Regions from separate parts of the Mus musculus genome. Here region 1 is linked to region 2. The links are chromatin loops, found by intact Hi-C in ENCODE. Cell type or tissue: left cerebral cortex. All regions are shown on one strand. Links, peaks and the distances in the headings refer to the core of each region. The heading gives the core; the rest is flanking DNA.

What was found. Peaks named below come from ENCODE experiments on the same cell type or tissue, not always from the same donor. Only the 100,000 strongest peaks of a DNase experiment are listed, where the experiment ranks them.
Region 1: a loop joins it to region 2, with 7 times the contacts of the local background. A loop is called at or near these places in 2 of 42 quality-filtered maps.

What each region holds. Positions count from the first base shown.
Region 1 is chr3:40,844,999-40,847,897 of GRCm38, reverse strand. It overlaps Mfsd8 (major facilitator superfamily domain containing 8), which reads left to right and starts at 1,044. Exons shown (of 12, transcript NM_028140.5): 1 at 1,044-1,257. The coding sequence starts at 1,193. It also overlaps the pseudogene Gm2011. In left cerebral cortex, for the core only: CTCF peaks have their summits at 656 (motif pointing left), 990 and 1,195; DNase peaks (open chromatin) are centred at 694, 1,145 and 2,177; H3K4me3 peaks cover 2,122 bases; H3K27ac peaks cover 1,405 bases.
Region 2 is chr3:41,081,602-41,084,500 of GRCm38, reverse strand. It overlaps Pgrmc2 (progesterone receptor membrane component 2), which reads left to right and starts at 1,455. Exons shown (of 3, transcript NM_027558.1): 1 at 1,455-1,906. The coding sequence starts at 1,507. In left cerebral cortex, for the core only: a CTCF peak has its summit at 1,441 (motif pointing left); DNase peaks (open chromatin) are centred at 604, 1,252, 2,183 and 2,464; H3K4me3 peaks cover 2,409 bases; H3K27ac peaks cover 1,789 bases.

The DNA.
Region 1 (2,899 bases), core at 208-2,707, 240 kb after region 2:
ATGCCTGATTGGCTGCACATGAGATGATCACAAATGAAAGATCAAAGGAGAGGAGATGGGAATACCACACAACAGAGAGCTCCTGAGGCAGGACAAACGCTAAGCGTTCAAGGAGTTCAAGAATTGAGACTGGGCCCCAACTCTGAGAGATTCCGGGTAACTTATCTCGACCTCCGGTCTTGATCAGATAGATAAGTATCTGCTTTACCCGTGTCCTAGGAGAGATGTGATCCAATGAAATCACATGACAATCTTATCTATAGTTAAGAAAACATTACTTTAGGAGACACACGATGACTTCTAGCAGCAATTAGCTGACAAGTCCAATGGCAGGGACAGAGACTAGGAAGTCAACAGTATCTGAGTCTGTTGAGTGTTTATGTTCCTGGTGCTGAAAGCAGCGGGTTGGAGCTAAGCAGGCTTTGCCTAGGGGCTGGTTTTTTGCAAAGTTGAGGTTCTGGGGCCCGGAACCAGCGAGGTTGTAGCCTCCTCAGACCCGACCTTCAGTCCCCTCAAGTGAGGAGCCGGCGGGGGCATCAGTGTCTGGCTGCCATCAGCCGCGACTTCCAAGTCTCTCAGGAGCGGAGTCAGGGGTATAACAGCGGCTGCCTACCATCAGCCTCATCCTCAGTCCCTTTCAGGTGAGGCGCTGATGGCCAGCAGGGTTGGGTCACAGGGGTCCCCAACGCCCTCTGTCGGACAGGACACTGCTGCCTTCATGCCGCCTTGCACGTAAGCAGATGACAGAGGCTGTTACTTACAGGCCGCTCGCCGAGGCACACCTGAAGGGGAACTCGCCAAGCCTCTGGCCACCACCGCTCTCCACGCTTAAGGCACCGGACTTTCGCCTCAGCTCGGACAGCAGAGAGCTGAATCTGCTCAGGTACAAAACAGCAGGCGAGCTGCCAGCCAGCCTGACAGGGAGGACGTCCTCGGGGCGGGGCGTGGCGTCCGCGGGACACGCCCCCAGAGGCCGGCTCTGGCCTTGCTCCACCTCTTCCGGCCTTCTCTCTGTTTGCCACCACCGCCTCCTGCAGGGCCCACACACTTCACATTTCCCTTCGGCTGCCGGTCCGCTTCCGGCCTCACGGCGCGCAAGCGCACTCGTAGGAGTGTTTTGACAGCTCCGGGCCTGGAGAAGGAGCAGGTGTCGCGAGAGTGGGCAGCGCGCCGCCTAGCGAGAGCTGGAATTATGGCGAACCTGGGAAGTGAGGCCGAGCGGGAGCCCCTCTTGGGCCCGGGATCACCCGGAAGCAGGTGAGCAGGCGGGTGGGACTAGCTGGGAACAGTGAGTCCACTGTCCGGACCCGAAACCCGGCTGCACATGCGCATGCCCAGCAACGCCTTCGGAGCCGCTTAGGACAGGCTCCGGGATAATGGCGTGTACTTGGGAATAGAGGAGAATCTTGGTGCTTGGAGAACTTGTGTACCTAGAAAGCTGGGCAGGGGGATGCTTCACAAAGGTCACAGCAGTTTCACATTGTAGCCCTTGTGCTGTGTGTCTTAAGCATCTGCCTGAATCCTGTTATGGTAATTCCTTCTTGCTTGAGAGCTTCTTTTTCTTCACTATTTTTCCTTTGTTTTGTATGAAGAAACCTAAGCTGCCTCCTTTACAGCAGACACTGCATTCTGTTGACCCTGTGTAGCTGTCCACTGTCACAAAAGCCCCAAATGGTGGTTTTAACCGACACTCAAGAGCTAAACTTGAGTTAGACTTTTCCTAACCTGCCTAATAACGTCTTCATATTTTGCAAATAAACCCACTTAAAATGACTCACATTTGCTCAGTATCACATGTCCAAAATAAAGACACCTTTAAGCGTTTCATTAGTATTTTCATCCTTGTAATTCTCATTTTGATCCTAATTTATGAGCACTAATTTAGAAAAGTTGGGCTTGTCTTACTGTAGCAATATGTATTCTTACTTTTACGAAGCAATAAGTATTATTTCATCGAGTCTTTTATTTGAAGCGCAGTGTGTGTTTTATTAGGTTCATTTTTTGAGGGGGAACGGGTGGCACATGCATCATGCTTTGTACAGAGGCCAGAGGATGGATTACAATTTTATGTTTCTTGATTTTTATCTTGAGGTGATTAAAATAAGTAGCAGTGTTGACATTTGTTTTAAAAGAGCTGCATCCCCCAGGCCTGTTGAGACCTTCGAAGCTGTTGGCTTCTGCCCTGCTTTTTGCTGTGCCGCAATCCTTTTGGAGTTCTTACAGCTCTATAGTTGCCCTGCGTATTCCACGCCTAGAAGAGGCCATCCCTCTTCTCCCTTTTGAAATCTGTCAGCAACCCTCATTTATGTTACCTGCAACTCCTGCCAACAACTTTTTTTCTTCCAGGCTTGTTATTTGCCGGGACCCTGAAGTTATTTTTACTTACTGTAATTTTGTGCTTCTGATGTACAGGCTCTGCCAGGCTAGAGCTCCCTGTTAGTCACGTGCATAGGGCTGTGGCATTTCCATTTCCTAGCCTTCTTTGTGCTGCTTGCTTTTCTTTTGTTGTATTTCATGTCTGGCCTGTGTTTTCCAGAAAGAGTGTGGGATCCTTGAGTTATATATGTACAGCTAACCACAGAAATATGATTTTGATTGAAATAAGCTTAAACACATTTTCTCTTACTTTTCTCTCCCTTTTAAATAAGTGATTGTGTTAGGCTTCATCTATAGGTGAAGATGGACAGATGTTCCTGTCCATGAAGAGTTCATTAGATTGAACTCTATGTTCTGTGTTTAGCATTTTAAAAATTAAAAGGAAATATGTATGCTGTTTTTAAAATCATAAGTTGATTCCCTAGCTATGACTAACTGCAGGGTTTGCTCACTTGTACTTTACTGTACAAAGTTCAGTATAGTAAGCCAGCAACCCTTATCAAACAAGATTGACTAATCAGGA
Region 2 (2,899 bases), core at 245-2,744:
TTACAGGCTGTTTCTATACCTACTCAGGGGCTGAACCGACTTTAACGTTAAGTGATTTAAAAGTCATAATGATGGGCAAGGGAATGTGCTTGCTGGTATGCAAGTTCATGGCCATCTTCATCTACATATCAAGTGCAAAGCCAATCTGGAACACACTGAACCGTCTCAAAAACAAAAAGACGGTATTTCATGACAAATTCAAATTTCGGTGTCTCTAAGTACATTTTTAATAGAAACACTATCATGCTCATTCTCTATTATTTATGTAACAGTTGGGACAGAGAGACCTTATGGCCCACAGCACCTAAATATATAATCCATTACAGAAAAAAATTTCAGCACCTTCCCCCCCCCCCCCCCCAAAAAAAAGCCACGATGAGTCTTATGTACAATGGCTGGTTTCCCATCCTTTCGAGTGTTAAAACCTCTCTAGGGAAGTTATGATCACCAGTACCGTTAGTGGGTAGGGCTCTCCTGTCCATTGACACTAAAGACAGTTACCTAAAAACTAATAGCAGCCAGAAAAGCCCATCCCTACTTTTCTATACTGTTCACGCCAAAGCCTGAGTCAGCTCCTTTCTGAGTCAGCTCCTTTATGCCGGGTAGCTCACCCCTAGGCTGCCACCATTCGTCTATACCTGTCCCCCACCCCCGGTTGTTCAAAGTTATAAGGAACTGGCCATTCCCTGGATGCATCTTCCTTCCTCACAAGCAGAGTGACAGAAGCCTGTCAAACTAGCTGAGGGCGCGAGATGGGTGGAATTCACACTGGAAAGCACTCTCGCAGGCCCCGAGCAAGGCTATGGAGCTAGAGCCACAGGCTGCTTTATCCGCGCACGCCCACCGCCGGGGAGCAAAGCGCAGAAGAGCTTGCGTCCGACTCCTGTTAGGAGCACTGCCCAAAAGCAGCGTGGGCCGGGACCCGAGTGTCCGGCGCTGCTAGGGCTAGTGCCCGAAGCCCAGCTTCACACGCGGCCCCGCAGCTCACGCTCTATTGCGGCCTCCGCCGTGCGTCGTCACAGACGCGAACCAGCCGTCTCAGAGAGAAGCCGCTTCTGGGCGCACGCGCGCGCAGCAGGGAGGGGTTGCTAAAAAGAGCCCAGCGCGTGGCGTCCCAGGGCCCGCGCACGCGCCCTGACGGCGCTCCGCCCATACGCGCGAGTACGCACGCGCACAGCCGGCTCGGCCCACCCCCCCCCCGCCCCACGCACACTCTATTTTTCTTCAGCCCCGCCCTTCCCTTACACTCCCCAGGCTGAAAGCGTTGGGGCTGTGAGAGCAGGGAAGTGTGGGGCGAGGTGGGCGGGGCGTTGCCCGCGCGCGCTGCCAGCCAGAGCCCGAGCTGCGAGAGCGAAGCCAGACAACGTTACCCAGCCAACAGCCAATAAGCAGCCGGCGCTGCCACGCCCCAGCCCCTCACGTGATTGGCTGAGCGCCGCCTGGTGGGCAGGGCCGCGGGCTTGGGGAGGGCAGGGGGCGGGAGGAGGAAGGCGCTGGCGGGCAGTGATGGCGGCGGGTGATGGGGACGTAAAGCTAAGCACCCTGGGGAGCGGCGGGGAGAGTGGCGGCGACGGGAGCCCGGGTGGCGCCGGAGCGACGGCGGCGAGGAGCAGTTGGGTGGCGGCGCTGCTGGCGACGGGCGGGGAGATGCTGCTGAACGTGGCGCTGGTGGCGCTGGTGCTGCTGGGGGCCTACCGGCTGTGGGTGCGCTGGGGGCGGCGTGGTCTGTGCTCGGGACCCGGGGCGGGCGAGGAGAGCCCGGCCGCCACGCTGCCGCGCATGAAGAAGCGGGACTTCAGCCTGGAGCAGCTGCGCCAGTACGACGGGGCGCGCACGCCGCGCATCCTGCTCGCGGTCAATGGGAAAGTCTTCGACGTGACCAAAGGCAGCAAGTTCTACGGCCCCGGTGAGGAGTGAGGGGTGTCGGGGTGGGGATCCGGGACACCCTATCCCCGCCGCGGCCCCGCTCCTGGACCGCAGCCCCGCGCACGCCCCCAGCTGCGGGCGTCGTGGGGGGCTCAGTGGCGCCCCACAGACCTGCGCTCGGCGTTCCTTGCCTTTCCCAATCCGTATCTCCTCGCAGCTTTTCCTGGGGCTGAAATTCTCAAAATTGTTAAGAGTTGTCTCTAGTCACGTTGGCGTTCAACCTTTCCTCGGAGCGTTTTGATTTCTGGGCTTTGTCGGGGCAAGAGGGCTAAAGTGGCGATCCAAAGTTTTTGGCCCAGTGTTAAGACAGCTTTCTTCTTATTCTGGGTTGTCTGTTTGACACTTGCCTACTTTTTCCCTTCTCCGGACTTGTCTGCCGAGAGTCAGGGCTAGGGACACGTAGTTTCAAGTCCCAAGCCCTGGAGCTCGGTTTCACAACCACCCCGGACTCGTTTTCATTCTTTTTCTAAAAAGTCGGTTTGGGCTCCAAGATGCTTTCCAAGATTAACAACTGTATGTAAAATGAGGACGGACCAGAACGTAAACCTTAATAAGTAAGACTGGCAAAGATATTGGCCCTGAGTGTAGGGGGTGGAGCTCATCTGCCCAGGAGGCAGGCGTGTCTCTTGTCTCCGACTCTCTCAGTCTCTCCCTCCTTCCCTCCTCTCCTTCTTTCTCTGCTAATAGTAAAATAAGTATTCAAATACCCGTTGAAAATAAATTATTGTATTTTCCCTTAGCAGAATGAGACGCCTTGGGGGGGTGAGGGGGGGCACGAACCTAGAAGCGTCGAACTTCTCGCCCCCTGCCCTGCATGTGCTGAAGGTTTTACAACTTTACTTTCAGAAAATTACGTGGAAGGTAGTTGCCGTTAGAGGCCCTTTTGCAGTGTAGTGGTAATCTATATTGCAGATTGTGCAAATAAACTTCAGACCCCGGGTATCTGTTGGTAGCCCATAAAATTGAACAACAT